Regions from separate parts of the Mus musculus genome. Here regions 2, 3 and 4 are each linked to region 1. Evidence: chromatin loops called from intact Hi-C (ENCODE). Cell type or tissue: left cerebral cortex. All regions are shown on one strand. Links, peaks and the distances in the headings refer to the core of each region. The heading gives the core; the rest is flanking DNA.

What was found. Peaks named below come from ENCODE experiments on the same cell type or tissue, not always from the same donor. Only the 100,000 strongest peaks of a DNase experiment are listed, where the experiment ranks them.
Region 2: a loop joins it to region 1, with 5 times the contacts of the local background. A loop is called at or near these places in 10 of 42 quality-filtered maps.
Region 3: it touches region 1 in a loop (4-fold over the local background); 8 of 42 quality-filtered maps call a loop at or near these places.
Region 4: it touches region 1 in a loop (3-fold over the local background); 15 of 42 quality-filtered maps call a loop at or near these places.

The regions. Positions count from the first base shown.
Region 1 is chr1:193,700,341-193,708,307 of GRCm38, forward strand. It overlaps Gm31870 (a long non-coding RNA gene), which reads left to right. Exons shown (of 4, transcript XR_001779912.1): 3 at 2,617-2,662. Among named protein-coding and RNA genes, the nearest start is that of Gm31870, 49 kb to the left of the region's middle. In left cerebral cortex, for the core only: a CTCF peak has its summit at 2,940 (motif pointing left); DNase peaks (open chromatin) are centred at 2,452 and 2,930; H3K4me3 peaks cover 263 bases.
Region 2 is chr1:193,572,494-193,580,460 of GRCm38, forward strand. No RefSeq gene overlaps it. Among named protein-coding and RNA genes, the nearest start is that of Mir205hg, 66 kb to the left of the region's middle. In left cerebral cortex, for the core only: a CTCF peak has its summit at 3,682 (motif pointing right); DNase peaks (open chromatin) are centred at 2,581 and 3,674; H3K27ac peaks cover 1,232 bases.
Region 3 is chr1:194,614,374-194,622,340 of GRCm38, forward strand. Plxna2 (plexin A2) reads left to right here and starts at 5,456. Exons shown (of 32, transcript NM_008882.2): 1 at 5,456-6,024. In left cerebral cortex, for the core only: CTCF peaks have their summits at 2,307 (motif pointing right), 4,547 (motif pointing right), 4,763 and 5,451 (motif pointing right); DNase peaks (open chromatin) are centred at 3,305, 4,543, 4,772, 5,466 and 2 more places; H3K4me3 peaks cover 2,424 bases; H3K27ac peaks cover 2,424 bases.
Region 4 is chr1:194,218,958-194,226,924 of GRCm38, forward strand. It overlaps 4930503O07Rik (RIKEN cDNA 4930503O07 gene), which reads right to left and starts at 3,802. Exons shown (of 3, transcript NR_040477.1): 1 at 3,472-3,802. In left cerebral cortex, for the core only: a CTCF peak has its summit at 4,215 (motif pointing left); a DNase peak (open chromatin) is centred at 4,227.

The DNA.
Region 1 (7,967 bases), core at 1,030-6,029:
CAGAGCTGTAAACATCTCCCTACCATCATGAATTGGGGCCAGGGAGGAGGAGCCATGCACAGGACTGCCTACTCTCTACCATATGGTGCCTGATGGGTGCTGGCCATTTATGTGCAGGCTGCAGGGAAGTAGCCATGTTAAAAACATCCCTCTAACAAATCTGATCCGAGAAGATTCCAGTATTGTCCAACCCCATGGCCTCAGTAGAATGTTCCAGAGTGGACACAGCATGAAACCTCTGTTCATCCAAGAATTCCCAGCAGGCATTTTGTCTCTGAAATTGGGTTCCTGCATAGTCATATTGTTTTGACAACCATGTTTCTCAGATTATAGATGAGAAAACCAGAGGAGAAAGTCTTTAACATACATGCTGGGGTATGATGGGGAAATAAGGAAGAGGGAGAGGGGAGGGAGGGAGGGACAGAGAGAGGGAAAGAAGATGAAAACTGCGTCTAAAGTGGAAGAGTCAGTGCCGTGGCTCCCGAGTCACTGACACTGGACAGGTCCTGGCTTCTGGCTGTTTTCACCCTTGCTGTAACTCTCACCTTCAGTTTCCCGAGAGGCTTTCCTGCTTTTAGAATTAGTGCCCTGAAGCCCTTACCCCTTCAGCCCAAGGTCCCACAGGTCACAATGACATGAGATCCAGAGGCAAGGCTGGTTAAGATAGGAAACAGTGAACAGCAGGACACCCCTGCCTAGCCTCCCCAGCCCCCCCTTCCACTATGCATCACAACTGGTCAGCACCATCAGCAGCTCAGTTTCTGATGCACACTGCATCTGAACATGTTCTGTCTGCCCTGTATTCTGCAAAGCTACTTTGCCTTCTTCAGACTCGTGTGAGATCTCCATCTGTGAAACTGTCATCCGTGGTCAGGGCGTATGCGTTTGTACCCGTAGCCTGTGCTCAGTCCTCTTAGAACATGCACCTGCCGTCACCTTTGTGTCCTCAACTCCAGACACACGTCAAGGACAGATCTGAGGTCTGTGCAAAGTTGTAGACTCAGGACTCTGCCCTACCCAGAACAGGGAAGTATATCCTGAAATTGTCCTTGTGGCCACTGGCTCCCAGAGGACAGGTCGGTGATAAGGTGACAGACAAAAGGATGTGTTGACCACAGGGTTGAATAGGACAAGGATAGTGTCTTTCCCCTTTAACCTTGCCCTGCATTCCAACATGTGCACCCCCCACATCAGCCCCTACTCCCCTTTCTTCCTTTCTCCTGCAGCCCATACCCTTTCCTGGTTTTTGGCACTGGCTCACACTTCAGCATCTCATGAACTGTTACATTCAGAGTCCCCTCCCAGTGCTTATGGCCAGGAAGACCCTTTAACTCCATGGCAAAAGAGAAAGAGGAAAAAGAATTAAAGAGGGAGAGGAGAGAAAAGGCTTGAGAAAAGCAATATCCAGTTTCAGCATTTTGTTCCAGGCCACGGGTACAGTTTGTGTGTTCTGTACATGTCTGCTTCCTTGTGGGAGTTTCATAAATTGATGATGATAACAGCGTATTTCTTTTAAGTCCTTAGACATTCAGTCTTTATTGCTTTCTGAAGTCTGCTTGGGGCACAGATGAAATGAGGCTGTGGAGATTTTGCTGTCTGCTCTGCGAGCTTCCTTGCAGAATTTGCACTCACTAGGCACCTTGTGTTCTGAGGTAGTAGGTCATGCTGCCGGAAGCACCTGAGGCTAGCACTGGGAGGTTCAGGACATATGGTTCCAGGGAGACAGACAGAACAGGCTCACCTTAGTGCCAGACACAGGGAACTGGACTAAAGTTCATTTCAGGGGTTTTTGGGGGGGGGGGCATTCACAGTTTCAGAAAATCTCCACTGACACTTAGAATTGTCTTCGAAAATTATACAAAATTAATTTCCTTCCCAGCTCTACAGTTAAGTGTAAGTAACACAAATAGCAGGGTTTTGAATGTAAGAGTCATAACTTTCACCTGATCTGTTTAATTACTGTCACACAATGGATCACCCCAGCCCCACTTGTTAGCTGAGAAGTAGTCCCAACATCAGTGTGCTGATGGACACTTCCTCTCTGAGCTAACGCATGGTGGGCCTTAACGCTGATTTCACGAAATAGAAATGTGTGTATTTTGGAGTTCTCATCAGAAAACAATGAATTCTGCAGTATATCATTACCTGCCTACGGAAGACAGGCACTGAACTCCATCCATGCTGGGTGAAAATCCTTTACTATTAAAAGGAACCAGCTCTTTTCAGCCTGAGTTCTAACACCAGGAGGCAAATGAAAATAATCTCAGACAAGTGGGTTTTCAGTTCATCTCGCCAGCCTCAACCCACCAAATTACTAGCCCAGTCCTCACTCACATCCTCACACACTCCTCTTCCTGGAGGGTGACTTGGGATGTGCTGGTTTTGCACAAAGAGCCAGATAGTCTGATTCTTTTTAGTATGAACAGTCTAGACTCCCACAGGGTGTGCCAATCACAGCAAAGCTGTGCCTGTGATTCAAGCCCAACAGCCTTGGCCTTTCAGCTGTCACAGCGTCAGGTCCCAAGGAGCCTGAACTGGGGGCATGCCTGTCGCTTGTTGAGTACCTTAAAATACTGCCCTGTCTCAGAGGCTCATGTGCGCTGTTTTCATTTACAGGGGATGCAAGGGGGCCGTTAGGACAAGACTCTGCGTGCATGGCTCGGTGAGTTCAAGTCCGATCATGCATGCAAAAAAGCCCCCTCCCAACATGCTGGAGACACTGGGCTTGCATGATTAGCAAAGCCATTATGAATCCTCCGAAAGGCAGGCATTTCAGCCGTGTGCTTGCACACGGCGCAAGCTGGGATTGAAATAGGGAATGAACTGGAGATTTACTGATTTTATTATCAGAATGAACGCACAGAGACAGGGGACTGTTTACTACCATGGTTAATATCTTATTTTGAATTCCCGGTCGCAGTGTGCGCCACCTAGTGGCAGGAGAGCAAATATGCAAGTCCCTTAAGTGTCAGTAAATGGAGATTAGGGTGATTGGCCTTGAGTCCCAGGTAACAAGTGGGCAAGAGTTGGTTAATACACCCTTGCCAGGCCATTGACCTGATCTCAGGCCCTATCTCAACCCACACTGGCAGTGCTCCCGTGAAAATCATGGGCTCAGTGGGCCACACTGACTTTAAGAATAACAGAGACAACCTGGGTAGTGATTTGATAGTTGTAATCAGAATGCTAGATTGTTCTCCCTGCTTCCTTTCTGGCCCTGATTACTAAACACCAGAGAGTGGAGGAGAGAGAAAGATGCCTAGGCTACAAACATCCTGACTCTTTGCTGTTCTTGTCTCCCCAGACTGGAGCTCCTTGGAGAGGGCCACCCTGCTGGTCTCTCCCAGGCCTCAGTCCCCCATAAACTTAGCTGTGGCCTATTACTCTCCCTCTCTTCTCTGCTTGATACTCAATGTTGGCTTCTGAGAAATGTTTTAATGATTACTTGTGACCTAGGAAGGAGTGTTTGGTGCTTGTGCCTGGTTCAGGCACAGAGGAACCTTTGAAAAACTTGGCTACTGGGGGCTACCTGGACAGCTTATGATGGTGCAGGTATGGAACCTCCAGCCTCATCCTCCCATGATCCAGTGGGCTGTGCGTACCTGTCAGGTGACATCTTAGAAAGGCTATGGTAAGCAAGTACATTTTCTGGAGATAGCTCACTGTTTTGCATGGCTACAATGGGTGAGCTCTGAGAACGCAGGATTCTTAGAGACTTTGTCCCAGGATTGCTTCTTGCTGCTGATGTGCCTTTCCTGTCACTATTACATAGCCTAATGATTCCTGGGCATCAGCCCACCATATTAGGCAAATTTCCTTCAGATCAACATGAAGATGAACTTTCACGAATTAGTGCATTTTAGATTAACTAATGACTTTATAACATTCCTGATTTGATTCAAATAATTTTAAGAAAAGAGTTTAAGGAGATGATTTTAGTTGTTTTGCCAAAGAGACTTAATAAAAGTTAGAATCAAGCCAGGCCTGGTGGCACATGCCTTTAAATCCCAGCATTCGGGAGGCAGAGGCAGGCGGATTTCTGAGGTCAAGGCCAGTCTGGTCTACAAAGTGAGTTCCAGGACAGCCAGGGCTATACAGAGAAACCCTGTCTCAGAAAAATAAAAAGTTAGAATCAAGATTAGAATGTGCCCCCTCCTCACAGAATAGAAAGTAAAGGCTGCATAATAAGGAATATAATGAGCTTTCACAATTACACTAAAAGGGGAAATAATAGTCTTGGGACAGATTTGTGATCAAGGAAAAATCATTCATTCTAGGTCAGGTCCAAGGATGAGGCTACAGGTGTGCACTATGAAAAAGCAAGGTCATGTGAAACTGTTGCTTTGAACTTATAATGAGCTTATAGAATGAAACACTGCTTTGAGCTTACTATCCACATCTTTCTGTAACTCCCCTTTTGTGTAACATTTCATCTATAAGGTAAGTTTATAAGGAACTTTTGTCTAAAAAGGTATACGAAGGCTGAAAATAAATAAAGTGTGGCATTCGGAACTCAGCCCTATCCACCAAATGTATATGTCTGTATTTACATACATATCTGTGTAGTTATATGTGTATGTATGTAAGTATGCATGAACATTTGTGGAATTGTTGAGACAGGTGTTGGGCCTGACCCGTGTGTATGTGTGTGTGTGTGTGTGTGTGTGTGTGTGTCTATGTGTGTGCTGAATCCTCCCTTTCTTCCTCTTCTTTTCTCTCTGGCTCACAATGAGTTAATGAACTTCAAGCCTCTCTTCTGGCCCTGGGGCCCTTGAGCTACAGAGAAACTAAGCCTTTTTTCTAATCCCCCTGCTGCTATCAGCTTGAGTCAAATTACCAGAAGTAAGCAGCTTTTAGCCACAGAATAGCAAGAAAGAGTTAAATCTCCAGAGGCCATCAGCTTCTGACCCCCAGAACAGTAAGAGAGAGGTACAAGGCCAGAGATCACCAGCCTTTGGCCTTCATCTGACACTGTGTCTCACCTCAGTACCTGTACTTAAAGGCCAGGGCTGGTCTCTGGGCATTTAACCAGATCTCCATGGAAACCTCAGACACGGTCAGCCTGACTAGGCTACTGAACTGTTGTCCATTTGATAGGTGGATGACTCAGCTGGGCTCTTGGTGCTTGTCTGGAATTCACTGTAGGGTGCTCTTCATTGCACCATTTACACTGCCCTTTGTTATAGAGTGCTTTGTAATTACAAACTTTATAGCTATGCTATAACTCGGAGAAATCACAGAGTGGTTGTAAGCATCTCCCCCTTCATATCTGATTAGTTAGAGGTATGGGCACTCCACGGAGCTGCTTGTGGTATCCCAAGTGGGAAGGATACAAAGCCACAGGGCAGATCTGAAGTGGCGCTCATTCCCTATACAATGGCATGTACACTAACTCTTTGGAATTGATCTCTAGGTTGCAATGGGTTAGTAGCTAGTGTCCAGATAATTAAAAAGCTGATTGGCTTGGGAAACCAAACCAAACCAAACCAAACCAAACCAAAACACCCTGTTGATTTATATCATACATATTATGAGCAAAAGGAACATACCATTGGAAACAACCAAAACAGCCTGATGCAAGTATGGATTTGTTTAAATATTTAAAATCCTCCTAAGCTGTCCTGACAAAGCATAGCTCTTGCTCCAATGGGAGTAAGAGACAGTTTATTCTGAACCAAACACATTGATTGTGATGATGGACCAAGAACACGGGGTCCTGATTTCCAAATGGCTTGCTTTGTGGTGGGAGAGATTGCACAAACTTTATATAATCACAGAACCAGAAGAAGCCTGAAGTTACAAGGTTTACAAGCTCATGGTGAGGGTGCCAGGCAGGCCGGTGACAGCTGGGCAGTCTCTTCTCTAGGCTTCTTGTTGTCTCTAGGCTTGGTGAAAGATAGAGGTCTGCTAAGTCCTACATTCCAAGTGTCTACCTAGTCATCAAAGAGATGGGCAGATACAGAGGCTCGTAGTGGCTGTGAAGGAGACTGAGGACAGCCCAAGGCGACTCCATCTCTCCAGTGTCACACAGCTTTGACAGTAGACAGCATGTCTGCAGATGCGGCAGCTTTAAAGAACTTCAGCTCATAAACTCAGACATTCCAGCTGTGTATTAGCAAATCCAAAGACCCTGGTAAGAACTAGCATTTACTACCTCCAGGTAGAGTTCAAATTCTCATATGACTCTGTCAGATCACAGAGATTATTGTGATCTTTTGATCCTTGGGAAAATGGAGTATCTGGGGGTGGCAGGGTGAGAAAATAGTGATGTAAACAATACAGCCTCCTCTACATGTCTTTTTTCCCTCATCTATCCTCTTTCTCTGTCCCTCCCCCTCTGTTCTCCCCCTATGTACTCCCCTGTACTCTCCCTCTGTCCTCCCCCTCTGTCATCCCCTATTTCTCTTTTCCCAGCCTAACCTCTCTGCATCCCTCTTTGTCCTTACTTCTGTCCTCTCCCCTGCTCCCCCATCCTCCCCCTTCTGTCCTCCCCATCTGTCTTCTCCCAGTCTAACTTCTCTGTCCTCCCCTTCTGTCCTCCCTCTCTGTCCTCCCCTATCTGTCTTTTCCCAGCCTAACCTCTCTGTCCTTCTCTGCCTCCCTCTTTGTCCTCTCCCTCTGTCAACTCCTTGTTCCCTCTGCTCCCCTGCTCTGTCCTCCCCTTTTGTAGTCTCCCCTCTGTCCTCCTCCTTCTATCCTTCATGGCCCATTCTCTTTTCCTCTGTGCTCCCACCCCAATCCCAGCTGTCTCTTCTCACTCTACTCACGGACTTTGCCTCTCACCAATCACTGACGATCAGCACTTTAGAGAACTTTAAAACCACTTCACTCAATTGCTCAATTGTAAGAGAGAGGGCTTTACTGGCCCCCTTTCATTGGCTGTATTAAAATCATGAAAGAAAAGGCAAAGCAAAATCAAAACTGAAACCAAAACTCACACCTACACACACACACACACACACACACACACACACACACACACAAACACACACACACACTATGGAACACTCTGCTTCTGCTTCCATGCTGCCTAGCAGCATCTCAGTGGTACCCAGGAGGAAGGAAGAGTAATCAAGGACATAGGTGAGAGACAAGGGAATATGGCTGGCATTGCCTGGAGCCGTGGGTAAGAAAGGAACACCAGCACGGGGTTATGGGCCAGACTGTTGTTCACAGGCCACCCGTCCATCTCCTGAGGAGTACAGAACACAGATAGCCATGTTTTGTAGAACATCAAGCCAAGATGCTCCTGGACAGGTCTTGTTTTTCTCTTGCATGTGGCCTGAGAAAACCAGTTTACTTGTTGGGCCAAAGATCAGTAAAACCCCAGTGGTTTTAAGCTCCATTTTAAATTGATGAGGAGCAAGAGAAGAGTGGTGCGGGCTGTGGCCATAGATGGCCGTGGAGCCCAGTTCTTGCCAATCCTGCAGGCTGCTGGCCTGCAGCTGCTTCTGGAATCCTGGAGCATTTGAGAAATGCCCAGGGCTGTGGGAATGTTCCTGTGTGAGCCACTTTCTCATGGTGTTTGTTCTTTCCAGAATTCACTGGCAGGGATGGGGGCCTCGGAGCTGAGGCTACCCCATCCGCAGAACGAGGTCCCAGCACACCTCCCTGTGGCTTTAAGCAACACTGTTTCTCTGCTGGGTCTCTGCCCTTCAGGAGGTGAACTTGTGGTGCCTGTGGGCAGCTTGCTTTTTTGCTTCCCATTAGAGCGAAAACATTTATCTGGCCAAATGAAGCCACTCTATACTATTCAAAAAGCAAATGTCCTTTAGCTATTCTTGTCTGATGTTTGTCTTCCTGTGTATTCTCTCTTATCTGGGGACTTTGTGGATTTTCTAAAAAAATCAATATAAGAGGCTAAAAGGAAGTTAGCAAGCGCTACCTATAAAAGCTACATGGAAAAGGGAGAGAGAGGGAGGGAAAGGAGAAGCCATCCATTTCAGTGAACATCTGTGTGCCTAGCC
Region 2 (7,967 bases), core at 1,140-6,139, 130 kb before region 1:
AATTAAAAATTTTTACCAGGACAACAGGAGGTGATTCCTGGCATCTCAGCAGAACAGGAAGAAGCAGAGACCTTGTTCTGAAGGCTACTCCATGTACTTAAAAACCCAGTGAATTAAGGTCTGACTCACAACTCCGATTATCGATGGCTGCCAAGGCTCTGGTCACAGCCACACAAAGTTGTTGCTATTAAAGCCTGCTATCAACCCCATGTGGGATGATCCTTCTGTCTGAGTAAATGTCACTAAGAAATAACAGCCAAGATGGATTCATAACCCTAATCAGAAAACTAGGCGTGGTAGTGAAGGCCTGTAATCCCAGTACTTGGAAGCCGAAGCAAGAGGATTACTGTAAATCTGAGACCAGTCTTAAGAAATATCAGGCAAATATACAAATGTGGACGAGACAAAGTATCAGTAGAGTATTGGTGTTGTGTTAGAAAGAGGCTATGGAGTCATCAGCTATAACAGGATAACAGGGTAGATCAACAGCATAGTCTTTAAATGCCAAGGTGCCAAACTGTATGTGTGGGTGAGGAGGAACAGCAGCTTCTATTGCAAAGCCAGGAGAGTGCAGCAGAGGATACTTAGCAGGTTTTCTATTTAAAGAGGAAACCGAGAACTTGTATGATTTAATTTTTTTTTTTAGTGTTTCCCAATTTTTCTGTAATAAGCAGGAACAAAAAATGATATAGAATAGATTGCTATCCTTTCTCCAAAATGTCAGTATCCCACTTCCTCATCCTGAGAATGTTTGAGGCCACATGACTTAAGGACTTCACATATGTGGTCAAATTAGGGATTTCTAGGTAGTGTGGTTATCCTGGTCTTTGCATGGAAGAAGTGCAGAGTCCTAGAGACTTGAAGAGGCTACACTGCTAATGGAAGAAGATGCAGCCTAGGAAGGTCTTTCTTGGAGTCTCAGGAAGCAACACAGGCCTGCCTTATTCTCAGCCTGTTGAAACTCATGGCCTTGGAACTGTGACACTACATTTTTGATAGTTTTGTTGTTTGTTGTTGTTGTTAGCAATCCCGACAAACTGAATCAGCATACTTTCAGACTGAAAAGCAGTGTCCATGAGCCTGGTGTGGTGCTGTTCCTTTTACAAGCATTCTCTGGAAAGCAGAGGCAGAAAAACAGAGTTTGGCTAACTACTCAGTGAGGCCCTATCTTAAAAATCAAACAAGCAATAATTTTAACAAAGCCTATTGCCCTTAATGGGGTTATTGGGTAGAAGGCAGAAAAGAGATGGGGAAGGGTCTAGTTCAGGGACAAGCCTCCTCAGACCACAATTAAGTTGTAGAATGTTCTGGGCCACTTGTAGACTGATCGAGGCTCTGTAAGAAGAATTAAACTGCTTGAACTTTGCTCCCAGAATGCTTTTAGCTGTTAGAACAGTCTCTTTTTAACCCTGGAAAGCCAGGAATCTGTATTTACTTGGCTCACCTCTCTGTCCCTGCCACTCAGCAGCTAGCTAGCCCATAGCTACTACATGCTTTGAATGGGCAAAGGCATGACTAGGATTCTAGAAGCTTCTGGGAACATCTTTTTCTCAGCTGTGGGCACTCAAGGCTGATATCTTTGTTGCCTTCTGTATGTAGAGCTTAAGGAAAGCTGGCCCTCTTCACTGAAGCCCAGTTCTTCAGTGTCAGCATTTGGACACATACCAATATGTAGAGCTACCACAAACCCTGCTCTGAAGTGGTAGTGGGGTCCTTGGTGTGCTGGGGGTACCTGTTTCAGTCTCAGCAGGATCCCAGTTCCACATGCTCTGATAATGCCCTTGGCTAGTTTACAGAGAAGATATTTAGGGCCTCAGGGCATGACTGAGCAAGAAAGGGTTGTCCTATTGTCCCAGTGTTTTTTGAATTCAACTCTCCTTAGATAATTGTTTTACCAAGTGAGGAGTCGTGGGAGGCTTTGTGGGGGAGAACATAGGCTGGCTTTGTTTGCATTTTCTCATATATTGTATTGGCAGGTCCCTGTGGAATCTCTCAAGGTGGCCACATTGCTTATATTTTTGCTAGGACCAAACACCACACAGAAACAACCTAGTGGGGCAGGAGATTTCTTTTGGCTCAGGGTTTCAGAAGTTTCAGCTCATCTGTGGTCATTTGTCTGTGTGCTCCTGGGCCCTTTTGTGAGGCTGAACATCAAGGCAGAGGAGTGTGTGGAAGAGGAGATTGGATATGTCATCACAAGCAGGAATCAGACTGAGGAAGGGACCAACTACAATGTTTAGAAGGCACACCTCCATTGACTTACTTCCTCCAGTGAATCCCTACTTTCTAAAGTTGCCAGAGCCTCCCCAGATAGCATCAGCAGTTGGGATTTAAGCATTCGACACACAAGCCTGTGGAATCCAGTTAAACCATAATCGCTTTGGGAGATACCAGTGCTGACCTGTGGCAGAGAGGTGGGGTCCTTACTCAAGTATGGCCTTACACGCTCGCTCGCCCTGACTTTAGCCACAACCTTTCTGTTTGGTATGCTGTGCTACTGAGAAAATGTAAACTGCCTCAGCAAGTTCAGACGGGAGCATGGAACCAATGTGAAAGCTTTGCAAGGAGAAAGAGCTTGGCGAGAAGCTGGGCTGTTCACAAAGGCACTGCCAAGTCTGTGCCACACCATCCCAGAATCCCTGTCTGAAAGGGAATCACAGGGACTTGGAGTAAAACATGGTCGCAAATGCTCAATAGAAGAAATAGAGTCCTGGCCAGAGTAGAGAAAAAATAAAATCAAATGCTAAAGGGGAGTACCATAGATGGGGGATAACGGAAGTCCAGTTGGCAGGGTAGTGTCTTCTGTATCCTAAATCAACAGATTTCCTGACTACAAGGTACAGAACAGAAGAACTAGTCTCCAACTAGCAAGGCAACCAAACATATTTGCCTCTTAAGCCAGAGAGCAGGGGACAGTCTAAGCACCCTCTGGGATTTCTCCCAGCATGGACTTGGCTATTCTTTTCTCATATGTAGCTACTTCTCTATCCTGATTTTCTCTAGTAGGAGGGATGGAACTACTGTCCCCAACCCCATGCATATCAGTGGGAAAAGCAGGGACTTGGTTCTCTGGTAGTATCTCTGCCTAGGTGTGTGGTACAAGGGGCACTAGAGTTTACTGTGCACTTAACACTCACTAGCTGTACCTTCCTCTTTTCATCTCCAGGAGGGACCCAGGGGATAAGGGCACAGGGATCAGTGTTAGATCCTTGTGACTAATGGCTGTAGGAGACCAAGAATCTTTTCAGAGCAAGGCTCTAGATAGCCTGCTTGACTGGGAGGTTTCATTTTGTTATTTAAAAATGAAATCTTGGTTCTAAGGCCCTGACTTGTCTGTGACTTTTCAAAAATAAATTAAGAATATGGAAGTTCCTAGGGGACTAACACTTGGGGCTCACTGATGGCCAAAGGGAACAGACTCTAACCTTTGATTGATTTTTTCTTCTTCCGTGCTTATTCTGCTTTGCCTTCCTTCAAAAGGGCACTGAGCCCAGAGTCTAGGAGTTTGCCACGTGGTGCTTCTTAGGAAAATGCTAACGAGCCTTCTTTCCCACAGACATCACAAGCTGGTCTGGGTTCTGGGAAAGCTTCACGCAGGGCTATGCAAATGTGGAAGGATGGTGCCAGTCTCACAGAGCAGGGGTGGCCCACCAAGCCCTTAGCGCCTGCAGCTGCATTCTAAACACTAGGTGGCAGCACGGAACTTCCTAAGCTTCCAGAAGAGGCGAAGCTCAAACTGAGCAATTTCCCCTTAAGAAGGGCACGCACAGAACCATGCAAAATGGGAGCAGTAATTCTGGGACGTGGCTAATCTCTGTAAGTCACACGATTGCAGATACAAGTGACAGCTGCAATAGGGGTGATGTTCTCTCATTCGCCGTGTCACCAGGATGCTATTTCGAATCTTCTTGAGATTAGAAAAAGGATTACAATTGCCCCCAGAGCCTTGCTATGTAATTTTTATCAGCCTTGATCTCTGAGTTCCCCCAGGCTGTGTGTGTGTGTGTGTGTGTGTGTGTATTCACAAACATGTTTCTATTGTCTGTATTAGCACAAGGAATAGGCTCATGGTGTGATGTAAGGTTCTTATAAATGATGTGAGTTTGCCATTAGGTCTGTATTTCCAGACTGGTTCCTTACTTCAAGACTCTTGGCTTCTCAGTTGTTTTCATTCCCTTGGATTTTGTGGCATAACATCAATTTCATAGCTATGCAGTCAGTGCAGAGCAGAGTCACAGAACAACAACAACAACAACAACAACAACAGAACAACAGCAACAACAAAAAAGATTCTCCATCTTTATTTTAATGCTCTGTGCTATTGCTGTTTTAAAACATTTAGTGTTCTTTGAACAAGGGGTCTTGTATTTTATATAAAGTTGACATATCCTCCCTAAAGTTCTGGAGATGAATGAAACACATAAGTTTCAAAAAACTCCTGAAACTTAACAAGATTCATGGGTCCCATCTCAAAGTTATATAAATGCAACCACCTCCAAGTTGAACTTGGGGCTCCATTGGTGTATCTTTTATAAGTTGGACATCTGTTGAGGTGGGCTTTGGGGGATACAGCTGCCTTTTGGCCCAAGTGCTCCTGAAAGTTACCTCAGTGAACACACTGGTTCATTAGGTCAGACTTCAGTGGGACTATCGTCAGTACCCTGTCAGAGGGTGAATAGATGTTTGCTCACATCTCCCCAGAAAAATGCACACAACACTTTTCCACTGTGTCTGGGCTCCACACATCACACAGTTAGCCCTATTGCAAAGAAGCATAGCCAGAGGTAAATTCTAATTAAAATCTTGACTAATCTCTTTTCTCAGCTTAGAATAAAGCTATACAAAGTGTGAGCTTTTGGTCAGATGGGTTTGTGCTGCTTGTGGAATGTTCTTGGTGTTCTTCCTGGGGCCTCCTCCTCATTGGGAGAGCAAAGGTGTCCCCATATTATGGAGTACAGTGACTGTTAAATGTCCAGCACTTTGGAGATACTCAGCAATGCTGCTTGTCTATGTATCCATCACTCCTGGACATTAGCACCAAGTCTCAGGTGGATGCAGTTGGAGTTAAATCTTGGTTACATTTAAGAGTGAAGCAGCATTAGGGCTAATTCTATATTCCAATTTGCTGTGTGTTTAAAGAGTTCCTTTGTTTTTTAGACAAGGTATTGCTATGTTGTACAAGTTAGTTTGGAACACTCTATGTAGCCCAGGCTGGCCCGGAACTCATCATTCTGCCTCAGCCTGCTAATTCTGGGATTACAGACTTGTGTTGGGTACACTTGGCCCTTGAAAGCAGCTCACTATGCCTAGGTCTGTGTTTAGAGCAAGAGACGCATGCATGCCCATGGAGTTCTAATTTCTGTACCTCAGGTTATCTGCCTGTGTAGAACTCCTTACATGTTCTAGAACCTCAAAAGGGAGCCTCTGATGGAGATGCCCCTTCCAGACATCTCTAATTAGCTTGATATACTGTACTGTTGTAAAACCTTCTCTTCCAAAGGCCCACGGAAACCTGGCAAACTGCCATTAATTCTGGCCTCCCAGTTTGAACCATGACAGATGGATCTCTTGCCTGGGCATGTCTGGGAAGCCTGGGGTCCAATGCCTGTCTCTGCTCAGGACTCTTGTGTGGTCTTTAGTAAGGTCTTCTGGACCTCAATTCTTCAGGTGTGAGCTGTGGTTAATAAGTTATGGATGGAAATTACTCCAACTTTGGACAAATGCTATGAAAATGAACCAGCATGGAAGCATTTCTGTTAAGAGCAGAAAAGACTACACAATGGGAAGGACTGAAGTGCTGCATTTTGACAGTTATGCTCAAGTCCAAAATTCAAGGCTACACTGACCAATATGCTCTTGCAGGCACTGAAACTTCCTGCTGCTGAGCCTGGTGTGGGAGTGTTCAAGGGACAAAAGAAAAAAATCATTTAAACATCAAGATGGTCACAGGCCATTTGCTCTCAACTCAAAATATCAAGGAGCATAAGAGGCCAAGTGAGTTCTCACTGGTCTCCTCCGGGCTTCCTTAATCATGCCCAGATATCTTTGTGAACTTGCCATCCTCTGAATTTTTATAGCTTTCAATAAGTGTCATACCCCCATGTCACTGAGGTTGGGCAGATATACTTGTTATGTGGAACAACACCCTGCCTTCTTCTCATTTGAGGGAGGGGTGGGGCTAGTATATTTGTGTTCTACCTGGCAAGCACTTTGCTCTGACATTAGGGAATCTCTCTAATAGGTGCCAGTATAAGATGGTGGTCTAGTCAGTCTGCTGCTTTAGGAGGCAGGCTCCACAGCACGGTAAGAAGACTCTATAGAGTACTCCGTGGGGCCTATGCTGAGTGCTGTGCTTTGGATCTGGAATGTTCCTATCTGGGAGCTATTAAAAGGTAGTAGAATCTTTAGAAGTGGGGTACTATGTTATTTGGGGGCATGCCTCCCTTTTCTCTGGTTTGCTTCCAGGTTTTTTAGCTTTGGCAAATGACCCAGTTGTGATGTGACTTTCCTGGTAGAGGTCCAAAAGCAATGAGCTTGCACAAATCATTGACTGCAACCTCTAGGGTAAATCTGTCTCTCTTTCTATCTCTCTCTCTTCTCTCTGTTTTTCTGTCTCTGTCTTTATCTCTCTCTCTCAATCTTTCTCTTCTCTCTGTCCATTGTCTCTTTCTCCTCTCTGTCTGTCTGTCTGTCTCTGTCCCTTTCTCTCTCTTTTTTGTCTCTCTCTCTCTGTCTCTCTTTGTCTGTCTCTCTCTGTGTCTCTGTCTCTGCCCCCCCTCCTCCCTGCTGACTGCCTCAGGCACATGTTATAGTCACAGAGAGCAAACAAACTGGTTTATGGAGTCTTCCCTAAAGAGACCCTGAGTGAATGAGCTTGTTAAAGATTGGTGCTAGGGCTGAGGATGTGGCTCAGCTTTGTAAATATGAGGCTCTGGGTTTGAGACACCAAACCCGTATGAAGAAGACAAGCATGGTGATAACTGCTTATTCTTCCAGTATTGTGGGTATAGAATCAGCTAGATCCCAGGGGTTTGTGGCTACATAGTCTATTTGCATGCTCTCTCTCTCTCTCTCTCTCTCTCTCTCTCTCTCTCTCACACACACACACACACACACACACACACACCCATGCACGCAGGCAAAAATGGATGCAATCTCTCACTTGATGAAAGGACACAGCTTTGCAACATTGATAAAAAGATTAGTCTTTAAGTAACTAATCTGTTACAGAAATTAGCAACAGGAGCTTAACGTTCTTGAGTTTGCCTTTGAGGGGACCCCTGGAATCTCAAGGCTAGCACAGTCTGACACAAAAGAACAGTTTCCGCTTCTAGTTCTCAATCTCAGCCCTCTTCAGTATTGTGATTCACTCCTCATCCTGACTGGGGCCTTCCCAGCAGGAGGCTGGCTGTGACCTGCTCTCTAGCCATCAAACTACCGGAAGTGGAGCTGTGGCACTGAAATCTTTCTCTGGGAACAAGGATGGACAGGTCTCTTTTTCAGGTTGAGGCCTTTCTGAAACCCATAAAGCTAATGGTCTCTAGAAGCAGCTAGACTTCACTCCCAAGCTTTGAATAATCTACTTGTGGTGATACAACCATGCTACTGTAAGTCATTCTATCCTCCGTCTCTGGATTATGTTATATACAATAATAATCTTCCCGTGTTTGGGGTACTTTAGCATTTACCAAGCATTATAGATAGAGCTTTCATTTTTACTCTTTCCCCAAATATTTCAGAATGGTGGCTGCTGTATCCAGTTTCCTAAGCAAGTGGGAGATCAGAGAAGCTGCAGCACACCTCAAAACACACTCAATGGAGCAGGGCCCAGGTTACACACCCTTTCTCCAGCAAGTTCTCAGAGTTGAAGAATTTCTCCCAGTTCCTCCTAGACAGGCAGCTCTCAGAACCGTAAGATGTCTGTGAAATCCCACCTTATGAGCCTGGGGCCCTTGCCCTCCTCTATT
Region 3 (7,967 bases), core at 1,982-6,981, 910 kb after region 1:
TTATCTATGTCAGTCATGTGGTGACAGGGAAAGAAAAGGCCTGGGGACAGGAACAGCAATGTAGCTACTCATGACTGTGTCAGGGTAAGGCTTAGAGATCACTGTGTGGCACAGTGGGTATGAATTCCTTGGAACTTGCAACAATTTCCAAAGATTAGAAAAACCTTTATTTGATGGGTATTTATTAAATACTTGTCACTTGCCTAAAAGTGTGTTGGACTATAGATGTCACTCGTGAGCACCTCCCACTCCCCCCCAAGCTTGGCAAGTCCCCCAAGGGCTAAGATTTCACATCAACTGGGCAGGATGAGAAGGAAATACCAGGGGCCAGATAGATAAAGAGAACTTGAATCCCCAGAAAGCCAGCAGAGCATGGGGGTATGGAGTCTGTTGGCTATTTATACAGAAAAATAGAATGCCACTCAGCCACTTAAGAATGGAAGCCTCCCATTTGTGGCAGTCCATGTACTCAGAGCATTTTATGTCAACTGAGTGAAGTCAGGCACAGAAAAACGTGTGCAAAGGCCTCACAGAAGTAGAAAGTCCTAAAGTGGCTGCCAGAACCTAGAGGGTGATGGAGGAGTTGGCTAAGTCACAGTTATAGCTGGATAGGAGAGTCTATAGCATGGTACGGCTACTACAGTTAACAATAATTTATTATGTGTTGCAAAATAAATAATAACTGTTTGAGGTGACAATATGTTAATTACTCTAATCTGATCATGACATGTTACATATAGTGAAATGTCACATTACACCCTATAAATATGTACAATTATTATGTATCAACTAAAATTGTAAGTGTTCTAAAGAGATAATTATGTACTATATACAGTTCTACTGAAGGAAGAAATATAATAAAGTTGCTCTTATTACTTTGTGGTCAAATGAATGATGGTCTAGATAGGTTAGCTCAGCACCTTTAAAGGCTTGAGGCTATGGACATTACTGTCACCTGTAAAACTCAGGAGCCAACAGTGATGATCTTAATTCTTTTTTATTGAATTTTACATATATTATATTCTGATCACAGTTTCCCCTTCTGCAACTCCCACCAAATTCTTTACAACTCCCTACCCACCCAACTTCATATCCTTTCTTTCTCTCTCTTTAGAAAACAAAAAAGGGCAAAAAGAAAAAAATTAAAACAAAACAAAAAAATAAGGCACACAACAAACAAAACCCATTAAGAAACCAGAAGCCATGTTATACAAGCAAAAGGTCAGTAAGACAAACAAAAAACTTTAAAAGACAACAACAACAAAAACAAAAGAACAAAAACAAAGCAAAATGAGACACATTTACAAAAATACTATTGAGGTCCTTTTGTGTTGGCCATCTCCTGCTGGACATGGGAACTACCCTTAAATATGGTTAATATACCCAATGAGGCTTCACTGGAGAAAACAAATTTTTCCTTTGCAGTAGTAATAATATTTTTAATAAATCCCGGTGTGGGATTACTACCCGCCTCAATGGTTTATGTTCCCGAATGAAAAACACAAACACAGTCATTATATTTTAATATGCCTTAAGCAGCACAATAGCTGGCCACCGCCTAGCCTCCATGTTGCTAAATCTACCTCCCACTGATAATTCTGAGTTACTACTTACTAATTTCTATGTTCTATCTTGGCTCTAGACCCAATTGAGCAACCCTCTGGGCTGCATTCTCTTGGTCTCTTTACAAGGCAGCTCTGCTCTCTTCCCTCCTTCTCCTCCTCCTCCTCCTCCTCCTCCTCCTCCTCCTCCTCCTCCTCCTCAAGGTCCCAAGCACAAAACCCCACCTCTTTCTCTTCTCACCAGCTATTGGCTGCTTTCATTTTTATTTACCAATCAGAATTAATTGGGAGCATTTGTTGCAGAAGGTACTGCAGACCCTCTCATGCAAGCAGTTTGGGGGGACACAATTAGCATTAGAATACCAACAGCTCTAATTTGCAAGTGAATGATAATTGGAGATAGCTTCTTTGTTGGGTGTGGAAGTTTCTGTCTACTTCCCCTTCTTAGGACAGGGACCCCATCTGGACTGAACATGTGCAGGCCCTATGCATGCTACCAGTCTCTGTGAGTTAATACGTGCTTTGGTATAACAGAATGTCAGTAGAAATAATTTTGTTACTATGCTCCTTGAGCAGAACAATAGTGTTTGGTTTTCATCTAGGCCCATCATGGCCTATCCTGTCTCATGTTCTTGGCCACCAGAGCAGTGCCATGCATGGGTTCTATTGATTATCTTAACTTTTTTTTTTTTTTGAGATTTATTTTATTTATATGAGTACACTGTAGCTGTTTCCATATACACCAGAAGAGGGCATCAGATCCCTTTACAGATGGTTGTGAGCCACCATGTGGTTGCTGGGAATTAAACTCAGGACATTTGGAAGAATAGTCAGTGCTCTTAACCACTGAACCATCTCTCCAGCTCACAATTATCTTAATTCTTAAAGTGTAACTATGTGCTTATCTAATGTTGTGTAACAGTCTTCTCCCAAACAAAAACATTCCATCCTGTAGGACCCTCCTTATGCAGGAAGGTAAATAACTCAAAATAGCTTCAGGAAGTCCCTGAAACTGACTAGATCCACTAGGTGTCTGTCTGCCAGAGTAAGCAATAAAAGCCGAGAGAGCCTGCTTCAGATGGGAGGAAACTGAGCTGCAAAGAGTCAAACCAGCTGAGTGCTGAAGAGGTTTAGGCCAGAGTGATTGGAAAGGACACTTCCAACCTGCTGGGCTGCTGCAGGCTGTGCACTGTGTTCCAGGCTTTCCCAGCTGGCATCTGTGCTGGAGCAGACCTTGGTGATGCAGCTGCTTTGAGTAATTTCTGCCTGTAGGTCACCTCTCTCTCATACTTCTGTCAGCAACCCCAACAAAACTCATTGGTTCACCAAGTTGGACTTTGGTAGTGTCTGTGCTTTGGATTGTCAAGAGATCCCTAGCTGGAGTGAGTAGATGTGTGTTGCATCTACCTATGAAAAGTTTTGTCACACAACAACTAATAAGATTCATATCAACAGCTTTCCATTTTAAGGATACTATCAATTCTTCAAATACCTCCACATCTGGTTTTAACCTACCAGGTTCCTGGAGATTTCAAGTTAGAATCTCATCTTAGAAATGGGAAAGTTGGGGTCACCTAGGAAAGACAAGGGTGCTGCTTCCAGGTACCTCATAGATTAGGCTTCTGAAGTCACATCCTTAACTGGCTCCATTTTCAGATGATGCTCAGTGGCAATGTGGGAGTAGGGTGGCATCATGTCACCCAGCCTGCAGTGTGATCTGTCTGTAGGTGTTCTTTCTCCCACACTCTCCCTCTCTCTTCCTTTATTCATGACAGGCAGGGCAAGTGTGGGGAGAAAAGAACAGGATGGGTATATGTGGAGGAGTCACTTTCATTTAATGTACCCCCCATTCTTCATTTAAGGGTTTATTTCTAGATCACAGGGGTGGGGATGTGTAACTGAAATTATTTAAATTGTATTGTAATCATCTCAAAAATGAGATTAAATTGAGGCACTGAGAAGAGGCAAGAGATAAGACACAACACACACATAGTCATACAGCACTTGATTTAGAATTAAAGGCCCTATATTCAACAGAGAGCTTTATCACTTACCTTGCTCTACTAAGGATGGTCTCAGGGGAAGCTGGCTAGACTGTTGTTCCTCTCATTAAAAACATGGCAAAAGTGTAACAGAATCTGATAGCACCTTCCCTTTATCTTCCTTAACAAATTGTGCCTTCAATCCAGCGTACTCAGAAATAAAGAATAACGATCATTTGTGTAAAGAGGGAAGACACACTCACATGCAGACATAAACAATAATAGAGGAAGAATAAATGTGAGAATCACTGGGCATTTTATCAAAAATAAATGTTACATAAATTCAAAGGACAAGATAGGTGTGCATCACAGAATTCAGATTCTTTGTGGCTCCAAAGGACAAAATTGGCAACAGCTAGTGAAACTTACCGGAAACAAATTTTAGGCAATTAATGAATTGATTAATTTAAGAGTTTTTAAATGAGGTAACCATGTTTTGTTTTTAAGAATAGCTAATTGGACCAGGTATCCAGTGTGGTGGCATATATTTTTGAGTCTAGCACTTGGGAGGCAGAGGCAAGCACATTTTTGTGAGGTCTTAGCCACTATGGTTTGTAGTAAGGAGTTCCAGGACAGCCAGAGATACATAGTGAAGAAAACCAAACCAACCAAACTACCAAACAGCCAACTCTACATCCCAAAATCCCGTGTCTCTAATATAGTTGATGAAAGTGATCTTCTCTTCTCTTCTCTTCTCTTCTCTTCTCTTCTCTTCTCTTCTCTTCTCTTCTCTTCTCTTCTCTTCTCCTCCTCCTCCTCTTTCTTCTTCTTCTTCTTCTTCTTCCTCTCTCTCTCTCTCTCTCTCTCTCTCTCTCTCTCTCTCTCTCTCTCCTACTGAGAATTCAGTCAACTGTTTTTATATGCTTTCAGAAGCATCCCACATCCCTCTTTCTTTTTATACCGGTGAAGAGTATGGCCACAAGAGGGCAGTAGGGGACATTTGTCAGACACTTTGATGTGTTGAGTAAACTCGGTGTGTTCAATCTCCATCGGGGAATTCGAAGACCCTGAGACCTTGCAGGGGTATAGCTTGCACAGGCCCTCGCGGGAAAGCCGTAGCCGCAGTTGCAGATTCACAGACTACGAACCAAGGAATCAAGACCCGTGAGCGCGGAAGCAACCAGGACTGAAAAATCCTCTTTTCTGGGGATATTAAAGTTGTCTTAATCTTCTAGCCATTACCCTCTGCCTCCAGTACGAGGCGGGCTCGCGGGTCTGGATAATGCAAACGCTCCTGGTACTATGGTTTCCACAGCACCCACCCGAGTCAGCCCCTACCTCCTTTTCCAATGGAACAGGAAACCGGAGATGCAAAGCCAGACTCCTCTTTAAAATGTAGAAATAATTATCAACAACTTCAAACCTCTTTTGACAGCTCGTTGGCTTTCTAGAATTTGTAGGGTAGAGAAATTTGCTGTTCCGAAATCCGACACCCCATCTCAAGCCCATCAGTAATATATGTCCCTCCACACTCACCCCTAGCTCACAGGTGAAGAGAAAGGAGGGGAGGCTTTGCTTGGTGACAGGTGACGCCACGCGAGGGGATGGGGTGCTCTCATCACTCTGATCCCCTCCCGAAGCCTAGCCAGCTGGCTTACCAGGCCCCAAGACATGAGTCCCTAGACCCTGGTACAACCTTTCTGGGCCCTTGACTACTGACAGTGTCTGGTGGTCCAAACTGAGCGAGCAGAACGCCTGCAGAGCCGTAGCTCTGCCGGGTTCTTGGGTGGACCAGCTAGGGTATTCGGTCTGCGCGGGCGGGGCGCGTGGGCGGGGAGGGGGTTAACGCGGCCTCTATGATAATGAGCTGAGCGGTAATATAGGAGGCCGGCTGAGGGCGCCGCCACCGGAGCTGAGCTGAGCCGCGCTGCGCGCAGCACTGTCCGCGCAGAGCCGAGTGGGGGCGGCTGGAGCAGCTGCTGGGATCCTTCAGCTGAAGACGAGCGATCAGATCTGGTGGACCCGTGAGCCGTGGAGCCGCGGGGAGCTTATGGGCCCGGTCGCAGACAGAGCTGGCAGCGGTTCCTGGAGGAAATAGGGCCGAGCAAGCCAGGAGCAGAAGGGAAGGAAGCGCGGGATCGCTGATGTCAGAGCAGCCCGGAAAGTCGTGCTGGAGAAAACTGAAGACACCCGGCTTTGAGCCGCCCCGGAGGGACCCTGCGGGACCCCACGCCCCTTCACAACCGGGTCCCTGCGCACAAGCGACTGGGACGAAGACGCGAGGAACCATTCGGGGGCCACCCCAGGAATACAGGCAAGCGGCCGGCGCGGGCCGAGGATTTTAATGATCCTGGGTTACATGTGGAACTGGCTGCCAGTGTGACTCCCGTCAGGCAGGACTGGGCGCACGCTGCCCTGGGCAACCGCCAGTTGAGCGGACGAAGAGGGGACGCAGGGACAGACAGACACTGCCGAGCTGGGTAAGCAGCGCCCTCCGCCCTTTCCCCGAGCGCGCTCCCGCGGCGGTTCCTCCGGCGCAGCCTCCTCAGGTCCCCTTGGGGTCCCGGCCCCGGCCCCGGCTTGGTTGTGGCGGCGAGTATACGCGCGTGATCCGCCACTTTCGCAGCTGCAGTCTCCTGTCCAGGCTTCCGGGCCATAGACTCCAGCGGCTCTGGTGGTTCCGGCGCTCCGTGGCGCGCTTATAGCGCGCACCTGCCGGCTGTCTGCAGCTCTGGGGAGCGCCTGAGCGACGAGGTCGTCCCAGGGTTGGAGCCCAGAGAGGGCCTCCGTGGCACTAGCAAGATAGCCTGGAGCGACTATGGCCGGAGGCCGGTTGGGGGGCGTTCACCAGGCAGTGTAGTCCCGGGTGGCCGCTGGCTGTTCCAGTGGTTCAGTAGACTGGGAATCACCGGGAAGGAGAAGGCATCCTTTGCGTGCGTTCCGGGAATCTGTGAGAACGGTTTGGAAGCACTGTAGTTAAGTGTTCCTGTCCCCATCCCCCATGGCATAGTGCCCAGCTGGGGCCAGCCCCCTTGGTTTGAGCAACAGTGGTGCTGGTTGAAGTGGGAGTTTGTCCAGAGTCCAAGAGGCTCCTTAAAGCTCATTTCCCTCCATGTACTCTTTTTTGCCCTACCTCACGAAGTGATAGGATCTTAGAAAATTCCAGTTTCTTTTACTCATAGGTAGTCTTCGTAAATGTTCATCTTGAGCTGTATGTCAAAAGCTGAAAATGTCATTCCTAGGGCCCTCAAAAATGCCCACCTGTTTAACATGACCCTTGCCCTAGGAAGGGCTATCTCTTCAAATAGCTCAAGTAGAGATAAGAGGGAGAAAAAGCTGGGGGGAGGGAGGGGGTGCAACTTGGGAGAACAGGTCAGTCCCTACCATCTGGAAAGGAGAGTAGTTGTTGAGGGCAAGAATGTTCAGTGAAGATCCAAGATCACAGACAGATTAACTCTCTAGCCACTCATATGCACAACAGACAGAGGTGGATGGCTTTGGGGAGTGAGGCTACCAGATGTCTCTGAAGGCCATCTGTGGGGGATTAGACATTTTGAGACACAGCCATCCTTGCAGTGGACCAGGTCTGTACAGTTGAGTATCTGGGCTAGAACACAGACAATACTGAGATGGCTGCTTTCAACAGACCTGGAGTCAGGTTCAGCTCTCTGCAATTCCACACAATAGCAGGCCTGTCATACTCAGTCTCTTTCCAGATCTTGAAACTTCATTCTTCGCTCTGGGCTGACTATGAATGTTGGGGCTTTCCAGTAAGAACCCGTGCTCCTAGAGGAGCTTAACCCTGGCTGGAGGAATTCAGCTGTTCCTAATTGAAATGCACAACTTTCTGTGTAATCACCCTGGAAAACTCCTACAGTTGCAAGCAGCCCTCCATCCGCTGACCTCCAGGCAGGAAGATAGAAGAATTCATTAACTTCTCTTCTCCCCACAGAGCATCATTGGAAGTAATTACCTGTGATCTCTGCTGGGTGGCCTAGGGGTGGAAAATTGAGAGAGGGCAGGGAACCAAGGAAACAGAGTGGAATCTTGCCCCGTACCCCAGGAGGTTGCTTTTTTGTTTGTCTTCTACCTGACATCACCTCCTCTTGGTGCTAAGCCCCCACCCATCCCACAACTTGCCTCTACTACCACTCGCTAGTGTTACCTAAAGAACCTGTCTTCTCTTTTTCACAGTTAATCTTGTCCAAAAAATCTGTTGATAAAGGGGGCTCTGACTGATCTCTGTCCCCATACTGTCCTCAGAAAATTTGCACTGGGATGGGGGTAAATAGTCTTGAAAAACAAGAGAATATGGCTTTTGACCCATCTATAGAGGACACTCTGCTGAAGAGCAGCAAGCTCTGAGGTGCCAACGAGTTGGATAGTTTTCCCTCCAAGGGAAAAAAAGGCAAGGGGGTCTCTC
Region 4 (7,967 bases), core at 1,331-6,330, 520 kb after region 1:
GTGGTAGGATGGTGGAATCCAAAATCAATCCCGGTATGTGGCAGGATAGTAAGATCTGATCCTAACCAGGATACATGGTTAAGTGGTCAAGACTGTCTTCTGTCTTATTTACTGTTCTATTGCCGTGAGGAAAGACCATGACCCACGGTAACTTATAAAGGAAGACATTTAATTGGGGGGGTTATGTACAATTTCAGAAGGTAAGTCCATGATCATGGTAGGAAACATGGATAGAGGCTAGAGAAGTAGCTGAGAGCTCACATCTGTTCCAAAAGTTGCAGGGAGAGAAAGGGTGAAGTGAAAGAAACTAAGCCTGGCATGAGCTTTTGAAACCTCAAAGCTGACACACCTACTCCAGTAAGGTCACACCTACTCCATCAAGCCACACCCTTAATTGTTCCCAAATAGTTCTACTAGCTGGAGACCAAGTATTCAAACACATGAGCCTATGGGGGTCACTCTCATTCAAACCACCATGCTGTCCTTCAAAAGTTCAGTAAGCATGTGGATATGCAGTTCAAGAAGAATTAGTGATTGAGGGCAGAGAAGTCAATTGTAAGGCCCAAGGCACATGGGTAGATAGCCAAGATGTATGGGTAGATGACCATGGTGCACTGGGTCTAGGCTAGCTTTGGCCACAGTAACAAATGACACCCAAATCTCAGAGGCTTAAAGAGAGATGCTATATTTGTAAGTGTTTAGGTTGAGTGTTTTTGTTTTGTTTGTGTTTTGGGAGAGTTAGGTTGAGAAAAAATTCACTATGTAGCTCACATTGATCTCAAACTTGTGATCCTGCCTCAACTGGGATTATTGAGGTATACACATACCTAGGTAACCTAGCTAAGACAGACTTCCTGCTTCTTGTCCAATCTGAATCAAGAAGTGGGATGTTTTGTCAGTCCTGTGCTTGCTTCACTCAAGCTAGCCAAACAGTGGTGATCTTACAGTGGTGAGGAGAAGGAAACCATACACAATTATCCAGCACCACTCCTAATTCTCACAGAGCCCCAAGTTTGGGGGTGAATTAAAAAGAGCATGTTAATGTAAAGCATAGTGACAGACACATGGCAGAAAGTCACTCAACAGTATCTGCTAGCATCTTCTCATCCCTTTGCCAGCGCTGAAGAGTGGGATTTGATCTGAGAGAAGATATGGTGTCACTGTTGGTCAGATGTAGGAGGGTGACTATATATTGAGTGAGCTTTTAAGATTAGTGTCAAATGTTATAAGTTGAGAGAAGTGAAAACAACCTTCACCCTGGAGGTTGTGAAAATATTTTCTTCAAGTGGCTATAAAGACAGTGTATGTCTACAGACTCTCATGGGATTTTGCAGTTCTGGATAAAAGAGAAATCCCCTGGGCAGTGAAACAGGTGAATCCAAGCCACCTACTGTAAAAATCTCTAGGTAAAGCTGTGGCTACCTAAAATTGAATATACAGAGTCGCTGCTGCCTCCTTCCCCAGAAATCTCTTCCTTCTCTTTGCACCTTCATCAACCCAGGCAAATTTGTGGGGTTTCTCTTCTGGATGAGGTAACATGAGATCCTACACTGGGGCCATTACTTACACGATCAGAAACCTTGCCTTCTCATTTGTAAAACAGACACATTCAAATCCAGCTCCTATTAGGTCTCTGTTCAAACCAAGCTTTCAGCTTTCTGAAGAAATCCAGCCATGAACAACAATTATTCCCGTATGTACAAGCTAATCAGAGGATCTTAGAATTTTTAAACCCATTTGTGCATTTTTGGGTTTTATAGGGTTAATTCTACAAAGGGCTAGAATAAAAAGGGAAAAATAAAAATAGAATGCATGTGAATTATGGGAATTATTTTCATATATTTGAAATAGTTAAAAGAGGTGAACTCAACTCAGATTTTGCATTTTGACACCTGGGAAATTCTCTTAAGTCCCTCAGAGGACTCTCGTCCATCTTGGTGAGAAAGAACAAAGGGACAGGTACAAGTTTGCTTGACAGCAATGGTGGTCATTCACACCTAGCTCTAGATCGTGAGCAGGGTCCCCATCACTGAGAAGAGTAGATAACCCAAATTTGTGTTCCCTGAAAGTCTGTAAAGCAAACACAAGCCTAGTAGAGGGAAAATGATCCCACTCTAGACTCCATTTATAGCCACTTCCAACCTTACTCTTCTCTAAGTAACTTTCCTTATGTGTGTCTCCATATTTCTCTCTCCTCTGTCAGTCATAGATAAAACACTAATGCAGACATAACCCTAGCACAGGAACCCCCTGAGGCTGTAATAATCTCTTTCCCACCTAGCGTCCAGTCTTAGAGGTCAAGTCCTTATAGGGAACTTCTCGATAGTTGCACAAGAAGCTTTGGTCTTCTCAACTCTTGGTTTGAGACAGGACTTGAGGAGACTTTTTTACCTGCCTTTTTTGTTGTTGTTTTTAAGAAAAGTAATAATTTATAAAAGGTCACAAAACGTATATAGTCCCACTTGTGAGTTCCCAAAAGAAATTACACAATGTTTCCAGAGAGTCTGGCTTTAGGAAAGTTTTAGAAACAGGCACTGTTCACTGCTGTTCAGAGAATATGGTAAGTTACATCTATTTTCTTAGTTTCTATTTCTTATTTCTGACTTGGATGAAAATGATAGTAACTCTTTCCAAGACCTCTTTAATACAAAGCTTATGGTTAGAACCAAGCTCATTAAACAAATCTTTGTCCAGTGCTGTTCATATTGCCACCCCACATATTTTCAGTTTCTGAAAAACTTAACAAAGAAAATGGAAAATCTATTCTTATTTCACTTTCCTCTTGCTAATTAAGAGGTATTGTTCATTATTATCATTATTTTTAATAGAATACTAGATAGGACTGGAGAGATGACTCAGAGTTCTTGCTCCTTTTGCAAAGAGTCTGTGTTAATTTCCCAGGACCCACATTTGGCAGCTCATACTGCCTGTAATTCTGGCCACAGACGTGCAGTGACTGTCTCCATGAGCACATGTATGTATGTGTCTACACATATACATATACATCATAAACATATGCATATATATATATACATCACATACATATATACAACATACATATACATCATATACATATGCATATACATATACATCATATACATATACACATACACATACACATATACATCATATGCATATACATCATATACATATACATATACGTCATATACATATGCATATACATCTATATCCAGCATACACATTTACATAGCTAAATCTTAAAAGTATGACATACTAAACACAAGTTTTCCAGGAGTTTATCTAGATCATTTCCTCCCACTAATCAATGTTAGAAAAGTGGCAGTTATATTTACTGAGTTAAAACCAAATAGGGAACCTTAAGTTAGAGAAGGAAATAGGTTGAACAGACTTGGCTTCCACCTAGAAATTCTAACAGATCAGGTCCAAAGGCTTTCTAGGATGACAGGACTCTTAGATATAAGACACATGCATATGTTAGGCACAGCATACCCTCCTTGCTGTTCTCGGTGCTTCTCTTAGGTCACAGATGGACTTTTATCACAGTTGTTCTCTCTGCGAAAAATGCCACCTTAGGGTTCCTGCACTTGAGAGTGCAGGAAGTGCAACTGAAGATCAAGTGAAATAGAACAAATAAATGGACTGACTGGAAGGTCCTAACAAAAGCCCTCACAGGTAGTTCTCATCCTGTGTATCTGATGACTCCATGTACCTCTGTGATGCAGATCCTATGAGCATACAGGATGTGACTGCCCAAGATGCCATAGTTGATATGGGAATCTCCCTGAGGGTAGACTGAGGGTAGCTCCTTACATGGCCGGCTGAAGCACTGCTGGAGTGCTAAAGAGAGGTTACTGGCTGAGGAATTAGACACTTACATTGTTGTGTAATAATTGGTGGCATTCATTTTTCATCACGCTGCTCTCCTTTTGAGGAATTCAGATAAACAAGTTAGTTGCCTTTTTCCAGATGCCTCATGGGGTACCAGTGCATCTCTGAGCCCTACAGCGGAACGAAGAAAATGTCAATGTACCAATAAGCAAGAAAGGGTGGTGTCCCTCGTTTTTATGTGTATTTCAGAGTACTTCTGATCCTTGAATAGGGCTTCTGTCGCCGTGGAGATGGGACTCCAGGTTTCTTCCACATTAACTACATGCCCTTTGAGAAGCTTCCTCTGTAAGAATCCAGATGTTCTGTGGCAGCAGAAGTTTTTCAAGGGACGTGCCATCTAGCGGCCGCCATTGTGAAGTGCAGCCTGCCGCTCAGCTGGCCCGTTGCTAAGGGCAGCAGCTGCAGCAGTTCATCTCCCTGTCTGAGGCAGAGAATCATGGGATGTTTACACTGAGAGCGACCTCCAGAGATTTCCTGTCAAGACATCTGCCTCCAACCAGCACGAACAATATGTCTTATGCTTATAGTGTTGTAAAAAAACAGTTACAAATAGTACCACATTTTAATTCTCACACCAGCCCCATGAAAGTTGATGTAATCATTATTTCCGTTTTAAAGATGAAGCTATGATCACTCATAACTTAAGTTTCTTGAGCACAAATCACAATATCTCCCCTTCAAGTCAACCATTTGCTGACCTCAGGAAAATATGTGGGCATTTAGAGACTTAAAAGAGACGTATCTAGTCCATCCTACATCTGAGTTTTTGCTGGAAAATCAGGCCAGTGTTTGGAGCTGAATTTACATAAATAGCTTTGAGTTATGAGCAAGTTTATTCTACCTGAAAATTTATCTCCAAAATTCTCTGTCAATGGACAAATCAAAGGGTCTGTGTGAAGGTCTCAGAAAGAATTGCCATGAGCCAACTATGGAGAGGAGGGGCTGAGTCCAGCAGCTGGGTTGATGAGGCACCTGGGAATACAGGAGAGGAGAGGGTATCAGAACAGGACTTGTAAGAAGAAATTAAGCCAGATATAACGGCGATGTGAAGTCACTGGGCACATCTAAAGTTCCTGCTTTAAATATTCAGCAGTCTTTGGGGAAGGAAATGAATTAGCCAATAGGGCCATCAGACAGCTGAATGAAAAGAGTGTTTGAAAGTAGGGGAGGGGGGGATCCACTATTTACTTACTCAGCAACCATTAGAGACTCTAGTTTCTCACAGAGGTTGAAAGCTCTGTGTCTGAAATCCTCTGACCTACTCTTGTGAGCATACATTTAAGCATGTTTGTGTGTGTCCATGGGGAGGGTGTGTGATCCACATGTCTATGCATATGTGTGGAGGCCAAGGTCAACGCCCTGTGTCTTTAAAGCTCAGGGGCTGTTCACCTTGTATTTTGAGGAATGGTTTTTTCACAGAATCTGGAGCTCATTGATTTGGCTAGCCTGGTTGCCTAGCAAGTATCAGGAATGTCCTTGTCTTTGCCAACCCAGCCCTAGGATTATAGGCCTGCACAGTCAGGGTAAGGTCTAAGTGTTTAGTGACTGAGCCACCTCCCCCCTACCCCCACAATCATGAAACATACTCCAATCTACCTATCATCTACTTCATTTCATCCTCTCAGGTAGATGCTGGAGGACAGTGCTCTCAGCAACCTGTATCATCCCAGGGTAATCTTAGGCTGAGTTGCAATCCTGTGGGATTGAGTTTAGAAAGGGAGATATTGCCATTGGAGGCCTGGACTTGTAGGCTGCAATAGCAATTGGGGATGTTTTTTTTTCAGATATTTGCTTGATAAATAAAAAATATGTATTTATAAAGGAAAAAGCTATATCCATATTTAGGGGGGCTGTAAAAATTGGTTTCTTTGATTGAAGACAGACAGGAATAGGAGTCTTTCTACACAGACATCCTCTCTACTGAGTTCTCTGAAATCATATTCAGAGCTTTTATACATGGAGGTTGGAAAGAGATTTCCCTTCCTCCAATATAGGCTGCCTCTGGTGCCAGATGAGTCCTAGATAGGAAATCAAGCAGGATGTAAGCTCTGTGGTACTGCCTCTAAGAATTGGGAGGGGGTCAGAGAAAGAGGGGACTAGACTGCTCCTGGTGCTGCACTGAGGGATGAGCCGAACAGGTCACATGTGCTGCATCTTCTCAAGCTCATGCCTATGCCTCAGCCTGCTCTTTACCCAAGGAAGACAACAGAGAAGCATTTCTGGGCTCATTCCTACCCCAGATCCCTATCAGGCAATATGTTGAGTTCTTTCCTCATGAATGAATTGCAGTCTGTTTCAGTTCACAAAGATACCCCCTTTTCTACTCAGAATTTAGGAAGTCTGGTAACCTCCACTGTGGGGGAACACACTGTTCCCCAGTCTGTTCTTGAGGGAAATGAAAAGCCAGAAGATTTTCATCTTATGCTGGTCTCCCTCCTCTTGATCTTCGACACTCAGAGGAACCAGGGAGCTCCTTCCCCTGTCAGTCTTCACACAGCACGTTGAGAAGATGTGTTCAGAGCCAGCCAAGATGATAGCACTGTGTTGGTGCTAGACCCCAGATCTGGAGACCCCACACTCATGTGTGCAAGTTGTAGAAGCATGTATGCCTCTATGAACATGGGCAGCAAGATCTCATGTTCATTCACAAACCTTGTTAAAGGGTTGGTTATGAACCAGACATTCTGGGTAAATATTTTTGTGCTTGGGGGACTTTCATGATAGTTCCCAAAAGCTGTTCTTCAATACATCTTATAAAACTTGCAAGACCCCCCCCCCCCCAAGCATGCTGGCGTCTGAACTTACTATTTTTACAGAGACAAATGTGTTTATCTTTCTCCCCATATCACAAAGCACTTCTCTTCAGCTTTAAATCAAACATCTGGCCCACCCTGTCCATAATGCCTTTCCTGATGTTCTCTGCCAAATATTCATGCCAACATATCGACTTTATTTCCAATGCTGCCAGCTTGGTGTTGTGGGAAGAAAATAAATCTAATATGAACCTGTGCACAAATTCATTCTTCACTACTCACTAGATTATTAACCTTGCTTAAGGCCTTTTATTCCAGTTTCCTCACAAGATAAAAGGAATAATGAGGGCATGATGAGACGACCACAAGCCCCCACTTACAGGAGGGGGGGTATGCTGTGTCTTTGGCTGTGTGCCTTTATGCAAATGAGACATAGAGATCCTATGAGCTGGGCAGCAATGGTCCAGAGAAAAATCTCTCTGAAGTCTGGAGTTGTAAGAATAATGAAGTCAAAGGAGGAGGAAGAGTAGAATGGGGGATGGGAGGCAAGGTGAAAAGAGGAAGGAATGGGAGAAAAAGAGGGGGGAGAAACTGCAGTTGGGATGTAAAATTAATTAATTATTAATAAAACACTGCCACCACCACCAACAACAAAAGAATATAGTCTCTGCTCAGCTTTAAACTATGTTGTCTGTTCTGAATGGGAAGATGGGCACATGAGGTAGACAAGGAAAAACAGGAAAAAAAACAAAAGAAAACAAAACAAAAAACCAGTTTGATATGGAGGCCTGTCAGTTTAGACTTAGTACAGAAACAGAAATTCCCATTCCAGCCAGAACTTTCTTAGCAGCCCTGGGAAGTGGAGGCCTGAGAGAAAACTTGTGTGACCATTTAATTCATTACACTGCCCTGAGTCGGGGTGACTCTGGAGACAGCTGATGGCTCCTGAGTATCTGCCAGTAAGAATTTGGCATCAACTTGGGAATCTCTAATGCAAAAGTTCAAGAAACGACTAGAAACTTGTGTAGACATCTTCTTTCCTCAATGAAAATCACATGGTAGGAAACCTGCAGCCCGTCCCTGAGAAGACACTCCTCTAGTGAGAGTCTAGTATGTTCTGGAGGCTATCTTCCTACATACAGGGTCTGAGCAGAGAGTTCTTTCCAGGAAGCTGCCACACAAAGCAGCTTCTGGCTCCTAACAAAGCTGCCCTGTTGGAATGGAAGGCTGGATGCAGACTTCTCTTCCACCAAGGAAAGAAAAATGATATGGGAACAGCTTGGATGGGACGATATTTCAGGCATGGCTAGCTGTTAAAAATGAGCTAATTCAGAAGAGGCACAT